Linked DNA regions of Homo sapiens: region 1 is linked to region 2. A link is an interaction called in ENCODE POLR2A ChIA-PET data of the cell type or tissue named here. Cell type or tissue: PC-9. All regions are shown on one strand. Links, peaks and the distances in the headings refer to the core of each region. The heading gives the core; the rest is flanking DNA.

Region 1 (9,761 bases), core at 431-8,430, 370 kb after region 2:
TCTTCCTCCTTCCTTCCCTTCCTTCTCCCTTTCCTTCCTCCCTTCCTCCTTGCCTCCCTCCTCCCTCCCCTCCCTCCCTTCCTTCCTTTCTTTTCTTGTTTCCTTCTTTCTTCCTTTCTTCCCTTCTTTCCTGATGTACTTCTTTTCCTTTTTTTTTTAAGTCTTACGAGACTTTCAGTAAGTTTCAGTCCACTCGGTGGTTAAAAATGTATGCTACTTATTCTATGACAATAATAACCATCTGCTAAACACTTTTCAGATACCAAGCTTTAAATATAAGGGATTGTGTGTGTGTGTGTGTGTGTGTGTGTGTGTGTGTGTGTGTGTCACTGCTTGTATATGTACAGATATAGATAAGATCGATTTTGTGTGAACTTTTTGCACCCTTACAAAAATGAGATAGTATTCACTTTTTTAGTCAAATGAAAGTTGAGGTTTATAAAAATTGAGATACAGCCAAGTATCTTCAGTCAGCAAATATTACAGCACAGAGTCAATCCTAGTTTTAACTTATTTCAAAGCCTATAATCTTTCCATTTGTTAGAATTGCCTCAATACACTCAGCATATGTGACAGTTTCTAAGCAGAAGTCTGTATCTAGTTAAGAATTTGTCTGTCTGGGATTCACTCTGTATACTAAGCTTAGCGCAGAGAGATGAACTGAATTTCAGACCCATCTAATGAAGAGATAGAGCCCTTCTTATGTTGTAGGACAGCCTTGAGGTGTTCAGGTGACTGAGCCTTCAGACTAAGAGTTCCATTTCTTGTTTGTGAGCAGAGGTGGATGGAAATTTTCTTATACTCAAAACTTACTCCAGAAAATAAATATTTCCTCTGTTTCCATGAGTTATTTCCACAACGGAAATATTAAATAAATGTTAACATTTGCTGAGCAAGTATCATATAGGAGATATTTTGCATACATTCATATTAATGAAAGTGTTTGCATGTTTTCAACCTGTGGATGCCTTGTGTCACACTAGCAAAAATTTATGTACTAGAAAGCCTATATGATCTGTTACATTATCACACTAAAATATATTCCTTATTTTTCTTCCTCTTGCTTTGGGCAAATTCAGTTTTCTTACATCTCCTTAGGAACTTCAACTTGGAAAATATTAATGCACCAACATATTTCCTATGGATAGGCTGATAATGAAAATAATCCATCGATATCCAACTTGAACCACCCCGTCCCACCACCATAACTGGCAGATAGAGATAAATGCTGTCCAAGAAATTCATGCAGCCTCAGATTACAATGTTTCACACCAACTTATACATGTATTTACTTAAGCCATTCTATTTAGTTTCACCTTACTAGGTTTTTTTTTCTTTTTCCTGTTTTTTTTCTTTTTTTTTTTTTTTTTTGAGATGGAGTTTTGTTCTTGTTGCCCAGGCTGGAGTGCAATGGTGTGATCTTGGCTCACTGCAACCTCCGCCTCCTGGGTTCAAGCAATTCTCCTGCCTCAGCCTCCTGAGTAGCTGGGATTACACACATGCACCATCATGCTTGGCTAATTTTGTATTTTTAGTAGAGACGGGGTTTCTCCATGTTGGTCAAGCTGGTCTCAAACTCCCGACCTCAGGTGATCCACCCATCTCGGCCTTCCAAAGGGCTGGGATTACAGGTGTGAACTACCATGTCCAACCTTACTAGGCATTTTTATACTTCATATAACAAATTTTCCTATAAAATACTGGAAAACAATATTTTCTAAAACACAAAAAACTATATGTGTAGTTAAAATAAATAACCAATTTTTGCAAGTAGTAAAACACAGATGTCTATAAGAACCACCTCAAAATTAATCAGGATTTTGTTGTTGAATAACAATTTTGTGTGGAACTGTTCCATCTCCCTTCCTGATGATAAGAAATTACGCTTTTCATTCATCTGGACACATGACCCTTGAAAGATTGCTGTGGACACTCTAATTGCTAAGAAATTCTTTCGAGTATTCATTCAAAACTGTCTCCGTCCACCTTCCTTCATTATTTTGTCAATTCTGGCCACACTGTAAACATTTTAGCAAGTAGTAGCACTGTTAATTTACACAATACTTATGTCGCAAACGATATGAGAAATTTTTTCTCTTCAAATTTCTGTGTAATTGTCAAGAGCTTTAAAGATGAACATTAGATTTCCTATTTTTGAAATTCAGAGCACATTCTACTCTATTCTTATCAACTGTAATACTCTCTAAGAGATGCATACATTGATACTTAGAGGTTTCCCTTCATGAATTGATGAGAATCCTGGCAATGCTAAAAATCTATAAACCTAGAGCCATTCAGACTCTTCTCTAATGAAATAAAGCTCTTCCACTTGGAGCTGAGCCAGTGTCTCCTGGATGAGTTGTATAAGTTATTGAGTGAAACATTTCATTCTCAAAGGCTGAACTCAGGACCGCTTTTAATATATATTGCCTCTTATTATGGCAGGAACTGAGTTGGTTGTGTCAAGATGAAACTGTCAGTTTTGCCGCTGAATGTTTTCAGTTGTTACAGTGACAGATTAGGTGCAAGTATATGAATGAAATGGCGTTTTATTTAAAATGACACTGTGAATCCACTCTTGTCAGAATCATCAATTCTAATTCACTTATGTCTTTTTGGAGTGCTCAGTTTGTCTCATTTGCTTCAATTGCTTCCTATTCTACCAATATGCTTTTCAATTAGTTGGAAGGAGCAACAACAAAAATGGCATAATAAGAGTGCACTTTGCTCTGCCAAACCTGATTCCACAGGTTCTCTGTACAGTTAAATACACTCTACATCCTCAACTTGAAACCTGAATTTATTAATAGATTGACAAAGAGCCTCTTCTAAAAAATTAATTAGACTTCTGTTGAATTACATGAATTTAATACAATTTGGTTGGTAATTGATAGAATGCACCAGTTCACAGGTGTCCAAGACATTTACTCTATTCTATTTCCATCTGCTGATGTGTCTAGCATAAATTCAAATTGCTTATCCATCATCCATCTGGAAGTGAGCATTAGATCTGAAACCCTCTTACATACAGCTGCTGTGCTGTGTTCAGTGGTTCGGTTGTCTTTCTTTGAATGTCACAAGCATCATAAACAACTTGTTTCTAACATTACTAAATTCAATTAAGGTGCTTAGATTTAATTTATCTCTAGTAGTCACAGATATCTCAGAAGTAAAAAAAAATATAGAGTTTGATTTGTTAAGGTGCGTCCATGATTATGAGTTAAGAACAAAATGTTTATATATAGGAAATAACAGCTTCCAAGATGTTTACGTTTATAGACAGAATACAGATTATTATTATTATTTTGTGTATGTAACCTATTCTTAAATCATTCTTATTGTAACAAATAGAACTTTGATGGCAAAATTTGGCTTACAATCTGTCTAATGTTAGAATATAGCAATGGATTAATTTATATGGAACTCAATTTTTTCCCATGATTTGAGGTTTCACTGTTAGATACTTCCCCTTCCCTTCTTTATACTTTGTCTTTAAATTTTTTTCTTTTATGTGGTTGCTTTTCTTCACAAGATTAATTTAGAGATACCTGGTACAGTTAGGGCCTGCAATCAAAATGACAGACTGGCATGATTTAATGAAATGAATAAAAGACACATGGAAAGTAACATTTTCTGCAACGAGCTGCTAGAATTTGAGTGTGGCTAGTAGAAAGTAAAATCACATATCGTGGTAAAACTTCAGACTCCTACATCTTCCAAAAGAACTGCTCTCACATCCACATTTAGTAACTTCTCTTCTTTAATGCTAATTTTCAAGCTTGAAGGTACTGAAAGCATAGAGTAGGATGAGGAAACTCCTCTCCTATTTTGAATCAATTAACCTGGATTAACCTAACAAGTTAAAGGATAAACAAGTGACAGCCTTGAAATTGGGTACACTATTGTCAACATTTTATAAATAAGCAGAAAATAAAGATAATCATTCTATATTCATAGTGTATTGACCTTCTTGGTTGATTATCTAAAAAGTACATCAGAAGTATTGTAGTTAAATAGCACACAATGGATTTAATTCAAGATCGTCTACTGGTGCCACTTAGTCGTAAATAATAAATGTCCATTGATGTATTTCAAAGTATTTTAGAGTATTCATTTTAAAGGATTATTATTACACAATGCCCAGTTTCACTCAAAATAAGTGAATCACTCTTTAGTAATTTCTGTTGGTTACGTAAATATGTAAGAATGCGGAGCTGTTGTGCAAACTGCATAAAAGTCGTCTGCCTTCAGAAGATCCCCGTTCCCTGGTGGGGATGACACTACCTCTCTCCACCCATGACTTCCTGCTTATTTAACTTTAAGCATTGTCTTAAAATTCGAGCACATACAAAAAGCACAAAAGCCATCCACTAGCACATTATATGTCGGTTGAGAAAGATATCATGGAACAGGAGGCTATATCTGAGTACTGTTTTTCTTACTGTTTTCAGCCATTTTATACCACATTCAGTTACTTGCCATCCTCATATCAAACTAAAAAATTAGTAAGAACAAATATTTTACTGTGTTTCACTTTTAATAATATTTGCAGAATATTTATAGAGCATTTATGTTACTGACACAATCAAGGTGTTTTCAATTCAAAGACAAATCACTTAATTTGAGAAAATAACATATTAAGCTTTAGCATATTCAGCAGTTGTATTAGGAGCTCCATTAAGGATATGCATGAATCTTATATTTTTTTTCAACATGTCTTTCAATTTTATAGGCAGTTTAATAAAGATGAACCATACCTGCTTTCTGAAAACAGGGTCCAAAGTATGCTCTTGACAAAGGAACTGGTATCTGTAAAGTAATCCTTTTGCAGTAGTCATGCAAAAATGATGCTTAGTAGATCTTGAATGGCATTAAATGGCAATCCTTTAAAGACACCTGTTAAGAAATAATATATACTATTGTGATAAAAATCATCCTTTTTTTCAACTTTGCTTGACCAAAACCCATGCATCTTATTAAATATTTTAGATCAATGTTCTATTTAGTTATACATACAATCACTATGCTTTTTACCCATATAAACACATACAGCTTCTAATTAGGTATATTTATGTAGTTGCTTTTTCAGATGTATTTTTCCTTTATAATTTATATTTAATAATATAACATAATGTCACTCTAAGCTTACATGGGCTACAATAGCTTAGAATATTTAACACACTAACTTATACCACCATTCCAAGCTTTTCTTAATATTTATAAGACAATAATATGAAAATTCTATGCTATTCCTAGCATATGCAATGTTAAATTTATTATTTATTTTATTTAAGAATTTACAGCTGGGTGCAGTGGCTCACACCTGTAATCCAGGCACTTTGGGAGGCCGAGGCAGGCGGATCACGAGGTCAGGAGATCGAGACCATCCTGGCTAACACGGTGAAACCCCGTCTCTACTAAAAATACAAAAAAGTAGCTGGGCGTGGTGGAGGGCGCCTGTAGTCCCAGCTACTTGGGAGGCTGAGGCAGGAGAATGGTGTGAACCCGGGAGGTGGAGCTTGCAGTAACCGTGAGTTGTGTTAGGAGCTCCATTAAGGATAGGCATGAATGGGGCCACCTCTATTCTCTTTATTTCTAATGAAGTTCATTGTTTAATGAAATTCTCTATACACTGAAATTCATATTTCCATTAAATTTAATCTTTGGTAGATTATTGATGTATTAGGATTGAAAACCTAGCGTAGCTACCCATACATATATTTCAAATAAGAATCTAATAACATATTTCTTATTGTTTTCAGCAATTTTACACTATCTTCATGAACTTGCCATCCTCATATCAAACTAAAAATTTAGTGAGGACAAATATTTTACTGTTTTTCTCTTTAATAATATTTCCAGAATGTTTATAGAGCATTTATGCTTATTGACATAATCAAGGTAAGGAATATAAGTTTTAGAACTTGAGATTGATAACCTCAGAGTGATTGAAGGCCATCAAGTAAGATTCCATGTTAAAATACTACCAAGAGTCCAGGGAAACCTAAGGTACATATTTCATGATCAGATTGATAAAAAGTATTTCAGTTGCTTGTAGTTGTCACTACCAAAGGGTATTGACCTTTATGACTTCTATTTATATTATTTGGAACTTCAGGAAATTGACATTTTTGTTAAACAAAAGTAGTGAAATATCAGCAATTTTAAATATGTCGACCTAAGATTTCCTTTAATCTCAGCTTGCATTTCTGATATCAAGTCTAAATTATAGATATTATTGTAGTATACAAATTGTGAACAGAAGGAACTATAGATTCCTTTTTGTCTTCCTTGCTTCCTCCCTCTGTCTCTTCCTCTGTTTCTTCCTCCTTCCCTCTTTTCCTCGCTTTTGTCCCTCTTCCTTTTTTCTTCTCCCTTCATTCTTTTCTTAATATTGTAACAATTTTACATTTCTGCTTTATGCCTTCTTGCACAAAATTAAAAACTAAAAAAGGCAGGAATTTTGTTGAGGTTTACAAACTTAGGCGGAATGATAGTTACTTAAGCAAACAGCACATCTTCATTTTAGGATTTGACAAGTTATGTTTTTTTCATCTTGGATTGTCATTAAGATGAATGTTTTTGGAAGTCAGAATTTTGTGTTCTTTTTACTGCCATTACTTCTTAGCAATTATACAGTGCATCATTTTTCCCTACTATATGGAAATACTGAGAACATTAAATGAGATAATACACATAAAAAGCTTACCAACATGTCTAGCACATATTGAGCAAATAAGAAGTATCACTAATTATTTTCACATTTCATTATGAACTAACATAGCAAAAGAAAAAAATTATAATGAACTGTATTGTTGTGGTGATGGTTGTCATTTTCCAATTCCTTCCTCAAGTTTCAAGTTTGCTTCTTAGAAGCAAAACTTTTCCATTTTGTCTCTGGAATAAACTCATGCTTGTCTTTAAGACAGTATGTTGTGATGACGAGACTACTTCATTTGCAGTCAGAGTCAGACTTCTTTAAGTTTCTACCATATACTTATGCTTAGATCTTAAACACTTATTTAGCATTTCTGGGGGTAATGATGTCAGATCCTATGTCTGCTCAAGGAATTATAATAAAAATCTTAAGAAATAATAGATGAGAAAATTATTCCTAAACTGAAAGTTTTACATATGTTAGTTGTTATTCCTCAAGTTACACTTTATGAAAAAGAATGACCTTTGCCAACCTATATTTTTCTCTCCATTTCTTTGAAAGCTAGACCAAATCTAAATAAATAATCGTAGGCGACTTACTGAAAAAGAAGGTAAGTTGTCTTATTATTTCACAACCTTGCTTCACACACCATAGGTCAACATACATTTATCTTGTATAGTTTTGCTGTGATTTTTTAATCTAACATGAATTTTACTTTACAGATGGAAAAATAGCCTAAAATTGTAAAAGCCATGTAATCACCTGATATTCTTATTTTCTTTTTTACAATCATAACTCCCTCTATTTCAAATCATCATCAGTATCTGTATCTTCTTTTTAGAGTTTATCTCATTTCTCTCTTTTATTAGGCTGGGATACAAAAATTTGTCCCTTATCCTAGAGTGGCTGTCTTGAATAGACTCTGCCTGTAATTTTCTATTCTTAATGTGTTATTGACCAGAAAAACAAATATTTAAACTTAACATGAAATAAAACCTTGTAATTAAACCTTAAATTGATAATTAATTTTTATCAACAACATAGTAACTTCAAGACAGTATTCAGCACTGTTCCCTATGCTTCAAATGACCGCTTGCCACCCCTGTCCACCTGAAGAGCTTCTATTCATGTTAAAATCCTGGTTTAGATATGAGATTTTTAAAAAAGTTTTCCTGATAATTTTTTGTGTTCTTTCTACTTCTGAAACTTGCTACAAATTACCTTATTAAATGTATTGCCCAACACTAAGTGATACATCATTGGTGCTCTTATAAGAAGACGAAATTTGGGTACACAAGTAGACACCAGAAACATGTGCAAGCAGTGTGGTGATCAAGTGAAGACAGGAGTAAGGCCGCCGACTGCAAGCTGGGGGAAAGGCCTCACAAGAGACCAAGTCTGGCGCAACCTTCATATTGAACTTCTAGCCTCCAGAATTATGAGAAAATTTTCTGTCATTTAAGCCAACCAGTCTGCGGTATTCTGTTTTATGGAAGCCCTAGAAAACTAATACAACTGGGGACAAGGAGATCTGGGGAATAGACATACAAGTTTATGGACACTCTACAATTTGGTAAGCAAGAGGCACTAAACAAACCAGTGCACAGAATGGCTTGGCAAACTAAAACCAGTCTCTTTCATCAGCCATTGTAGTATGAGCACATTGTAGTATAAGCACACTGACACATTAACAATGTGGCCACGCTGGCAGAGATGGAGGTTATGCATGGTGCCCAAAACATGAATCCTCGTTCAACAAAAGCTGATCTACCTACTACCTCTGTAGAAATCTCAACCTTCCAGCAACTGAGCGCTACACTGAGATCACCCACTACCCTTCACCAATATGATATTATTGATTCTACTCAATCAATCAATCAAGGTGGAAGGAATAGCTTTTGAGTAGAATCAAAGCATATCTTAGGTGTGGGTTTCCCTTTCTTGCCCACATCTCTTCAGCTAGCAGCACTCTCCAAGAAGTAACCAAGTCTTTGATCCACTGACACAGAACTTGGATAACATTACATAGAACTGATGGCCATACTTATTATCAAAGGAGGTACATCAGTGGACATATGATCACAGGATACACTGGTTTAATTACATACCACATTACCCAGAAGCCTAATGAATGGGATTATTTTTAACAGTATTTAAATACATTAAAATGTTAAAAACAGTATTGAATACATTTAAGTCCTCTCTATCTGAATATATATATGTTATATATATATAATGTATATAAATATATGTATATAATATAAAATCTCCTTTCTGTATTAGTCAGTGTTCTCCAGAGAAACAGAACCAGTAGGATGTATGTGTGTGTATGTCTGTCTGTGTGTTGTATGTGCACACGTGTGTGTGTGTGTGTGTGTGTATGCAATTGGAATTAGTTTATGTGATTATGGGAGCTGACAAGTCCCAAGATGTGCAATTGGCAAGCTGAAGGTTTAGGAGAGCCAAAAACGTACTTCCAGTCCAAAGGCTGGCAGCATCAAAACACAGCAAAAGCTGACGTTTCAAAGTCTGAAGGAAGAAAAGAAAAACAAAAAAACAAGCAATGTCTCAGATCAAAAGCTGGCAGGCAGAAGACATTCCCTCTTACTCACAGGTGGGTCACCCTTCTGTTCTATTCAGGACTTGAACTGATTGGATGGGGCCCACTCTCACTAGGGAGAGCCATCTACTTTACACGGTTAACTGACTGAAATTTTCACCTCATCAAGAAACACTCACAGACACACCCAAAATAATGTTTGACCCAATGTCTGGGGAGCCCATGGCCCAGGCAAGTTGACACATAAAATTAGCCATCACACTGTCTTAACCTTACATCACCCTTCAACATTTGCCCTATTTTATTCTTAAACAGTACAACTATATTGAATAAAAAAAGATATCTGTACTTACTCCCCTCCTTTTTATACATCATACTTTTTCCTTTCCCATTGTTATATACCTTTCATTCTCAATATTTCACTTTTCTTTTTCTGTGCCTTAGAAGGTTCTTAAGTGTTGAATTCCTCCGTGTTTGATTCTGGCTTTCTTTAATTCCTAAACACTTCCTAGGCAATCCATGGCTTCAATATGCCACCTATAC
Region 2 (9,761 bases), core at 914-8,913:
CACTTCTGTATAAATTAAAACAAAATGGGAGTATTGGTTTGTCAGGCAATACTACCATGCAATTACTGAAACAATGTGTTCAAAAGTTGGAACAGTTGGTATAGGAAATATATTTTAGAAGTGTTAACATATAATGTGCGACTCTGCAGGTAGTGTTAAAGTATTGCCTCTGTCACCATAAGCATGCAACTACAGTCAGTAAATGCATTTGACCCAAAAAGGAGATAAATAAGCTAATAACATTGTGAATATTCATGAAAACACAGTTAGGGACTCAAAATAAATATAATTTATTACAAAGGGATTCCAGGGTTTTAAATCTCTGGGAATATTTTTAGAATACGGTTTTTAGTGAGTATTTCCCCTTTATAGCTTTCTTCTCTTCTCTAGACATTTTAAATAATCAAATTACAAGTAATATTCTTATCTTTATTTTTCTGTTAAACAGAAAATATTTGAATAATATAATATTGAATAATGTAATGTAATACTTGAATAATGTATTTCTGTTAAACAGAAAATACACTGAATAATGTAAAATACTTTGGAAAACTCCGAGATTTTGGTGGCTACTACAACAATGAATTAAGGGGATAGGAAATACGTAGTAAAAAAAAATCTTATTTCAGAAGTTAAAAAAAAAAACACTAACATATAAACTAAACTGTGCAAATAATGAAAAACGTTCAGTAAAACAGTCGTCGAAACGGTTAATGTTCAATTTTCCTTTTTGCTATTTAGGAAAAACAAATTAGTTGCATAGCTGAAGAGACTAATATGAATACTAAGCTAGTAAGGAAGGAGAATGTTAAATTGTAATCAGGGTCCCCATGATTGCTTTTAAATCATATGACTGGCTGTTTAGTTTGTTTTATAAGCTTTTTAACAATAGGTTTAGATTTCAGAAAAATTTAAAAGATAGTACATACAATTCCCATACACCCCACACTTGGTTTCTAGTATTATCGATACCTTATATTAAGGTATATTTGTAAAACTTAGTGAATCTATATTGATAGATTAATATTCATTAAAGTTCATACTTTATTCAGATTTCCCTAATTTTCTCTAATGTTACTTTTTTTTCAAGATCCCATTTTACATTATTCAACACATCTCCTTAGGATCCTCTTGTCTGTGACAGTTTCTCAGCCACTCATTGTTTTTGATGATTTTGAAAGCTTCTTGGAGCACTAATCACATTTTCTGTAGAGTATCTTGAAATTTTCTGATGTTTTAATAATTAATTTTATGAATTTTGGGTTTTTGGGAGTTAAGGTGCCATTCTCAAAGCATCATATTAGGCGTACATAGTATCAGCATGATTTATCACTGTTGATGATGACCTTGATCACTGAACATAGGCTGTAAAGTTTCTCTCTCTCTCTCTCCCCCTCTTTTTCTCTCTCCCCAACCCCATCCTTCTCCACACTCTATTCTTGGGAAGAAAGTCACTATGTACAACACACAGAAGAGTTATGTTGTATTTCTTTAAGCGTTGAACAGCTACATAATTTATTTGAAATTCTGCATAGGAGATTTTCCCTTCTCCCTCATTTACTTATTCAATTATTTATTTGTATCAGTAGGGACTCAAGGACATTTATTTTATACTTTGGATATTAATTCATACTATTTTTTTGGATTGCTCAAATTGTCCCAGCTTTGGCCTTTAAGAGTTTCCAGTTGACTCATGTGTCCTTTTTGACATTCCCATCAAGAGAGGGTTTGTTTGGTTCTGTAAAGCACTTTTGTTGTTGTTGTTGTTTGTTTTTAATCCATAGTCTTTAAACTTAAGTTCTTTGTAAACTATTATGTGCATAGAAACCTTGATATTACTTGGAACCAGCCTGGGTCTTACACAGTGTGGGTTTACTTAACTAAAAGTAGCACAAACACTTTAAAGGCAATCACAATTTTTCGGACACTGCCAAACCAAGATACCAATAACATCATCTGAAATCTCTGCAGAGACTATTTATAAAAACATGGAACTGTTTTCTTTCTGTCATAAAAAATATAATCATGATAGAGTGGAAATATCTAACTGTATTAGTTTAGTAAAAAGTTAAAAAAAAAAAAGAATGACTACTGATGGTACTTGTACTACTAGTCTTCATCCCATAACTGACATAGCCAATTCCTCCATAAATATTACAACATCTCAACTTATCTATAGTCTAAAATCAAACACCCAGATAGTGACTGTTCCTTAGTTGAGCCTGGGGATTAGATCAATTCCACTCTGTTTAATCTGAACCATTATTGCTTTTGGCTAATTTGTCTTGCTGAGGACTTTCCAAATAAAAATACTCTATCTCATCATACTCTGTCAAACAAAAATGACAATGAAAGATAAAAATGGGTATAGGCAAAATAAGGAAAAACTTAATTTAAATGTTCATGATTTGAGTTTAAACTCTGTGAGAGTATGCTTGGTTATAATATTCCTCATAGACATGTAAGGAAGCTCTATTGTGGCAAACATATCTTTAAAGCACTTCATTCATTTTAACCTCACACAATGCTCCAGGCTTATGGCTGATATACAGGTATAAAGAAAATATTGGATTCAGGTCAGCCCTCTTTTATAGACCCTTATACATCCCTTTTCAGTTTAGAATAAACATTGGTATATGAGGTAGTGAGAAAACTATGTTGAAAAATCCTAATTAAATATATGAAATGTAAAAAATATTTTTAAATTAATAAATACAGGTAAACATCTATATGGTGCTTACCATATACAAGTATTATTTTAAAACTTTTGTATGTATTAACTCATTTAATCCTCCTAACAACCCTACAAGGTAAGTGCTTTTAGTGTTAGTAATAGACATTTTATAGAAGAGGTTTCCAAAGCACAAGTAAATCTAGTAATTTGCATAAGGTTATAGAAAATTAGTAGAAGTAAGATTTGAACTCAGGTTGTCAGCTTTTACAGAGTTTTATTTTTTCGCTTTCTTTCTATTTATTTATTTGTTTATTTATTTTGTAGAGATGGAGTCTATGTTCCTACGTTGCCCAGGTTGGTCTCAAACCTCCTCTCACCTAGGCCTCCCAAAGCGCTGGGATTACAGGTGTCAGCCACCGTGCCTGGCCCTTAGTGTTCTTAAGCACCATAATCCAGTGCCTCTTTCTAAATCTAATGGATTTCTATAAGATATATAAAATATTTTATACTCATTCCTAAAATTGTATAAAAGTCAGCTTCTGCTACTTCTTAACTCTATGCTAAAGCTGAATAATCTCCAACTTGTATCCCATGTCTCTGAGTTTTAGCCTTTTGCAGGCAACACCCTGGTGTCTATCTTCACATGGATCTAATTCAGACATTTGAAAATATACACACTGTACAAAACATCACTCATCAATGCTACCCTGCTTGTGGGCCTGCTTGCTGTCCTAGATTCCCTGTATCTAGAAATGAATATATCTTTCTTCTAACCACCCAAAACAGAAAGTGGGAAGTTGCTTCCCTGACTTAGTCACCCAATCTGTCAAGAATAAAGAAGTCATTCTAGATGATCTACTTATTTTCCATACTAAACTCTGGAATTTCTCTCTATTACCCTTCTACCTAATTTAGATACAGATCATGAATTGGTGGGATTTCTGCAACAAATTCCTCACAATTAGACTTCATTTGATTCTAGTATTCATTTTTGTAATATGCTACCAGACTGTAAAAAAGTAATGTATTTTGTGTTCGACAGAACTGAGTTTAAATTTGATTCAAAAATGTCAAAATTATGGGGCCTTGGAAAGGCACCTAACCTTCCTTAATCTCTATATTTATCAGTAAAATGGGGAATTTTGATATCTACCAGGAAGAATGGTTTTGAGACGCAGTTCATGTGAGTAAATCATCTAGTCTGGTGTTTAACATATATTAGATACTTACAAAGTGGTACCTCAGGAACAGAAAACCAAACACCGCATGTTCTCACTCTTATATAAGTAGAAGTTGAACAACGAGAACATATGGGCACAGGGAGAGGAACATCACACACTGCTGACTGCCAGGGGGTGGGGGGCTCGGGGAGGGATAGCATTAGGAGAAATACCTAATGTAGATGACAGGTTGATAGGTGCAGCAAACCACCATGGCACGTGTATACCTAAGTAACAAACCTGCATATTCTGCACATGTGTCCCAGAACTTAAAGTGAAATAATAATAAAAAAGTGGTGACTACGTATTTTAGTTTGAAAAAGTCTAAAACTGTTACTCACTTACTTGAAGACTGTGCTTGGCATATTATGTATAGCAGGGTCAGCACTTTTTTTCTGTAAAGGCTACATGATACTTATTTTTGCCTTTGTGTACTACACACACTCTGTTGCAACTACTCAGCTCTGACAATGAAATGTGGGAACAGCCATAGATAACATTAAATAAATAATTTTGGCTGAGTTCCAATGCCTACTCACCAAATAATGGCAATAAGCCAGATTTGGCTCACTGTCTGAAGTTTGCACAGCCCTGAAGTATAGCACGAACTCTAAGTCTTTGGCTTCATGAGCCGTATTGGCTTCAGAGCCGTATTGTGATATATTTCATGTTTTTTTTTTCTAGCTTTCTCTGCCTTTTCTTCCTTTCTCACATTTTACATTCCAACAACATCAAAGTACTTATGGTTCTCGGCAACATTATTTGCTTAAGCCTCACGTGTCTGTTTATGCAATTCCTTCTATCTGAATCACCCGTCTGATCTCAGATTCAAGATCTGAATGTTTATACATTATGTATCAGCTCAGACTTCCTCTCACTCAAAAGGCCTTTTAGGCATCTTAGATACATGCACATATTTATGTTTCTATCTCCTTCATCAATAGGGAATGTATCATATTCATTTACCTACCTTTGGAACCTGATTCAATGAATACTTGTTGAGTTAAGCTGAACTTTCATGTTGTCAATTTTTATCCATTCTAAAAACATACACGTCACATTATTATAAATCAAAGAAACAATCTCGTCTGTCAAAATCCCACTGACATATTGGTATTTCTATTTCAGAAATAAAATTTGTTTTTCTTGTCAACTACTCAATTTGGGTATTATGTTTGCAGAGACTCCATGTCTCTCACTATCCTCTATTGTCCCAGCTCTACTGTCCATTACTCTATCCACCCTTGAAGACCCCATGTTTCACGGTCCACTGGGCCTGTGTGCCCTCTGCTTGTCATGCCTCATTTCATAACCTTTACCTCATCAGCTTCTCATCCTTCAACCCCTCAATTCAAATACCTCCTCCTTTAAAACCCTTACAATCATCACAGGTTGTAACTTCTTTTGTACTATGTATCATAATTTCACATTTATTTCTATAATTGTTTGTTTTAAAAACAAACTCTAAGCTCCATACAGAAAGGAATTTTTTAATTGGAATAATTTAGCTATAATTCCATTGTAGTAATATTATTTAAAGACTATTATTTCCTCTCTGATGCCAAAAATGAGCCTTAAATATATTTGTATTTTCTGTGCTGTGCACACAGGTACTGAAAACACACATGTACTCAGTTTTTAATGTTTTTCTTTGAAGACTACATTACTTTCAAAAATAGCTAGAAGTACATATTTACATCTTATTGCAGAAATGTTTCAACTGCTTGCTTATGTAATTTTTACAGCTTGAAAATTTTTTCTTCAAATTTTTATATGTACTTCCTGTTTTAGATTAACCTATTTAAATATTGCTTTCATTCTTCCACGCCCAATCACCAACTCTGTGAAGCTGTCTTGATTCCACAATCAGGATTTATTGGCTGTAACCCTTTCTCCCAGCTATTATAATTACAAACTTAAGTGTCCCACAAATGTGTACTATTCTAATGATATCAATAAATTTTTTGGAATAAAAATGAGTTTAGGGTATACTATAGTCAATCAAAATTGGTGTCATATCAGATTAAAGGATTCTCCTTTACTATAGGAACACTTAAAATACGCATTTGTTTTGTGAATTATGAAAAAAATGTTTTGCAAAATTATTTGACTATAAAAACATTTCACTGATGGAATAAAAGAAAAAATATTGAGGGATGCCAGAGAGAAAGAGGTCAGGTCATGAAAAAAGGGAAGCCCAACAGATTAACAGTGGACCTCTCAGTGGAAACCTTACAAACCAGAAGAGATTGAGGGCAAATATTCAATATTATTAAAGAAAAGAAATTTCAACCCTGAATATCATATCTTGCAAAACCAAGCTTTGTAAGTGAAGGAGAAATAAAGTCCTTTTTCACAAATGCTGCGGGAAACTGTCACCACCAGACCGGTGTTACAAGTGCTCCTAAGGAAGCACTAAACACGGAAAAGAAAAACCATTACCAGCCACTACAAAAACACACTGAAATACATAGAACAGTGACACTATGAAGCAACTACATAAACAAGTCTGTAAACTAGCCAGCTAGCATCATGATGACAGAATCAAATCCACACATAACAATAACCTTGAATGTAAATGGGCTAAATGCCCCAATTAAAAGACACAGAGTGGCACGTTGGATAAAGAACCACGAACCATTCATATGCTGTCTTCAAGAGACCTATCTCACATGCAAAGACACACATAGGCCGAAAATAAAGAGAAAGAGGAAAATTTACCAAGCAAATGGAAAACCTAAAAAAGCAGGGGTTGCAATTCTAGTTTCTGACAATACAGACACTAAACCAAGAAAGATCAGAAAAGACAAAGAAGGGCATTACAAATGGTAAAGGGTTCAATTCAACAAGAACTAACTATCCTAAATATATATGCACCCAATACAGGAGCACCCAGATTCATAAAGCAAATTATTAGAGACCTTCAAAGAGACTTAGACTCCCACACAATAATAGTGGGAGACTAACACACCACTGCCAATATCAGACAGATCATCGAGACAGAAAATTTACAAAACTATTCAGGACCTGAACTCAGCTCTGGATCAAGTGGATCCGACAGATATCTACAAACTCTGCACCCAAGAACAGAATATACATTCTTCTCATCACCACATGGCACTTACTAAAAAAACTGTTCACATATTCAGAAGTAAAAGACTCCTCAGAAAATGCAAAAGAACTGAAATCATAACAAACAGTTGCTTAGACCACAGTGCAATCAAATTAGAACTCAAGATTAAGAAATTCACTCAAAATTATACAACTACATGAAAATCAAACAACCTGCTCCTGAATGACTTTTGGGTAAATAACAATATTAAGGCACAAATCAGGAAGTTATTTGAAAATAATAAAAAACAAAGATACAATGCATCAGAAACTCTGGGACACAGCTACCACAGTGTTAAGAGGGAAATTTACTGCAATAAAAGCCCACATTAAAAAGCTAGAAAGATCTCAAGTTAACAACCTAACATCACAACTAAACAAACTAGAGAACCAAGAGCAAAGAAACCCCAAAGCTAGCAGAAGACAAGAAATAAAGATCAGAGCTGAGTTAAAGAAGACAGAGACATAAACACTCTTCAAAAAAACCAACAAATCCAGGTGCTGGTTTTTTTTTTGAAAAAATTAAGATAGACTGCAAGCTAGACTAATAAAGAAGAAGAGAAGATTCATATAAACACAATCAGAAACAATAATGGCCATATTACTACTGACCTCACAGAAATACCAAAAGTCATCAGAGACTATTATAAACACTTTTATGTAAGTAACAAGAAAATCTAGAAGAAAAGAATAAATTACTAGATACATACACCCTCCCAAGACTGGACAAGAAAGAAACTAAATCCCTGAGTAGACCAAAATGAGTTCTGAAATTAAGGTGGTAATAAATTGCCTACCAACCAAAAAAATCCCAAGACCAGACAGGCTGAGAGCTGAATTGTACCAGATGTACAAAAAAGAGTTGTTATCATTTCTACTGAAACTATTCCAAAAAAATTGAGAAGGAAGGAATCCTCCCTAACTCGTTCTATGAGGCCATCATCATCCTAATATCCAAACCTGGCAGAGACATAAAAGAATAAAATACCTATGAATACAGCTAACGAGGGATGTGAAGGACCTCTTCAAGGAGAACTACAAATGACTGCTTGCTCAGAGAAATTAGAGATGACACAAACAAGTAGAAAAACATTCCATGATCATAGATAGGAAGAATCAGTTTTTTTAAAATGGCCGAACTGACTAAAGCAATTTAGAGATTAAATGCTATTCTCATTAAACTGCCATGGACATTCTTCACAGAATTAGAAAAAGAGAAAACTATCTTAAAAATTATAAGGAACCAAGAAAGAGCCCGAATAGCCAGATAGCCATGGCAATCCTAAGCAAACAAAGAAACAAAACAAGAACAACAACAACAAAACAAAGCTGGAGGCATCATGTTACCCAACTTCAAACTATACTATAAGACTACAGTAACCAAAATAGCATGGTACTGGTGAAAGAACAGGCACATAGACCAATGGAACAGAATAGAGAACCCAAAACTAAAGCCACATACCAATAACCATCTGATCTTTGATGAACCAGGCAAAAACAAGCAATGGGGAAAGGATTCCCTACTTAATAAGTAGTGCTGGGAGAACTGGCTAGCCATATGCAGAAAATTGAAATTGGACCCCTTCCTTACACCATATACAAAAATTAACTCAAGATGAATTAAAGACTTAGATGTAAAACCCAAAACTATAAAAACCCTAGATGAAAACTAGGCAGTATCATTCAGGACATAGGCATGGGCAAAGATTTCATGACAAAGATGCCAAAAGCAATCTCAACAAAAGCAAAAATTGACAAATGGGATCTAATTAAACTAAAGATCTTCTGGACAGCAAAATAAACTATCAAACACAGTGATCAAACAACCTACAGAATGGGAGAAAAATTTTGCAATCTGTTCATCTGACAAAGGAGTAATATCCAGACTTTACAAGGAACTTAAAAAATCTACAAGAAAAAGCAAAGAACCCCATTGAAAAGTGGCCAAAGGACATGAAGAGACACCTCTCAAAACAAGACATACATGTGGCCAGGAAATATATGAAAAAAAGCCCAACAACACTGATAATTACAGAAATGCAAATCAAAACCACAATGAGATACCATCTCACACCAGTTAGAATGGTGATTATTAAAATGTCAAAAAAAAGTAACAGATGCTGCTGAGGTTGTGGAGAGAAAGGAATGCCTTTTTTTTTTTTTTTTTTTTTTCTTTTTTGAGGAGTCTCACTCTGTCGCCCAGGGTAGAGTGCAGTGGCGCGACCTCGGCTCACTGCAAGCTCCACCTCCCGGGTTCACGCTATTCTCCTGCCTCAGCCTCCCAAGCAGCTGGGACTACAGGCGCCCACCACCACGCCCAGCTAATTTTTTGTATTTTTAGTAGAGACGGGGTTTCACTGTGTTAGCCAGGATGGTCTCGATCTCCTGACCTTGTGATCTGCCCGCCTTGGCCTCCCTAAATGCTGGGATTACAGGCGTGAGCCACCACGCCCGGCCCTCAGGAATGCTTTTACCTTGTTGGCAGGAGTGTAAATTAGTTCAACCCATTGTGGAAGACAGTGTGGCGATTTCTCAGAAACCTAGAAGCAGAAATACCATTTGATCCAGCAATCCCACTACTGGGTATATTCCAAAAGTAATACAAATAGTACTATTATAAAGATGCATGCATGTGTGTATTCATTAGAGCACTATTCACAATAGAAAAGACGTGAAATAACCTAAATGCCCATCAATGACAGACAGGATAAAGAAAATATGGTACATATATACCATGGAATACTCTACAGCCATAA

What was found. ChIA-PET counts read pairs that join two places held together with the same protein. Peaks named below come from ENCODE experiments on the same cell type or tissue, not always from the same donor. Only the 100,000 strongest peaks of a DNase experiment are listed, where the experiment ranks them.
Region 1: POLR2A ChIA-PET joins it to region 2 with 6 read pairs; 1 of 35 experiments calls an interaction of 5 or more read pairs at or near these places.

What each region holds. Positions count from the first base shown.
Region 1 is chr11:99,320,481-99,330,241 of GRCh38, reverse strand. It overlaps CNTN5 (contactin 5), which reads right to left. Exons shown (of 25, transcript NM_014361.4): 2 at 4,758-4,896. Among named protein-coding and RNA genes, the nearest start is that of CNTN5, 300 kb to the right of the region's middle. RefSeq lists enhancers at 4,184-5,383, 7,385-7,554. In PC-9, for the core only: no CTCF peak of the experiment used is centred there; a DNase peak (open chromatin) is centred at 4,201; H3K27ac peaks cover 509 bases.
Region 2 is chr11:99,688,947-99,698,707 of GRCh38, reverse strand. The region is part of intron 3 of CNTN5 (contactin 5); the gene reads right to left. Among named protein-coding and RNA genes, the nearest start is that of CNTN5, 670 kb to the right of the region's middle. In PC-9, for the core only: no CTCF peak of the experiment used is centred there; a DNase peak (open chromatin) is centred at 4,687.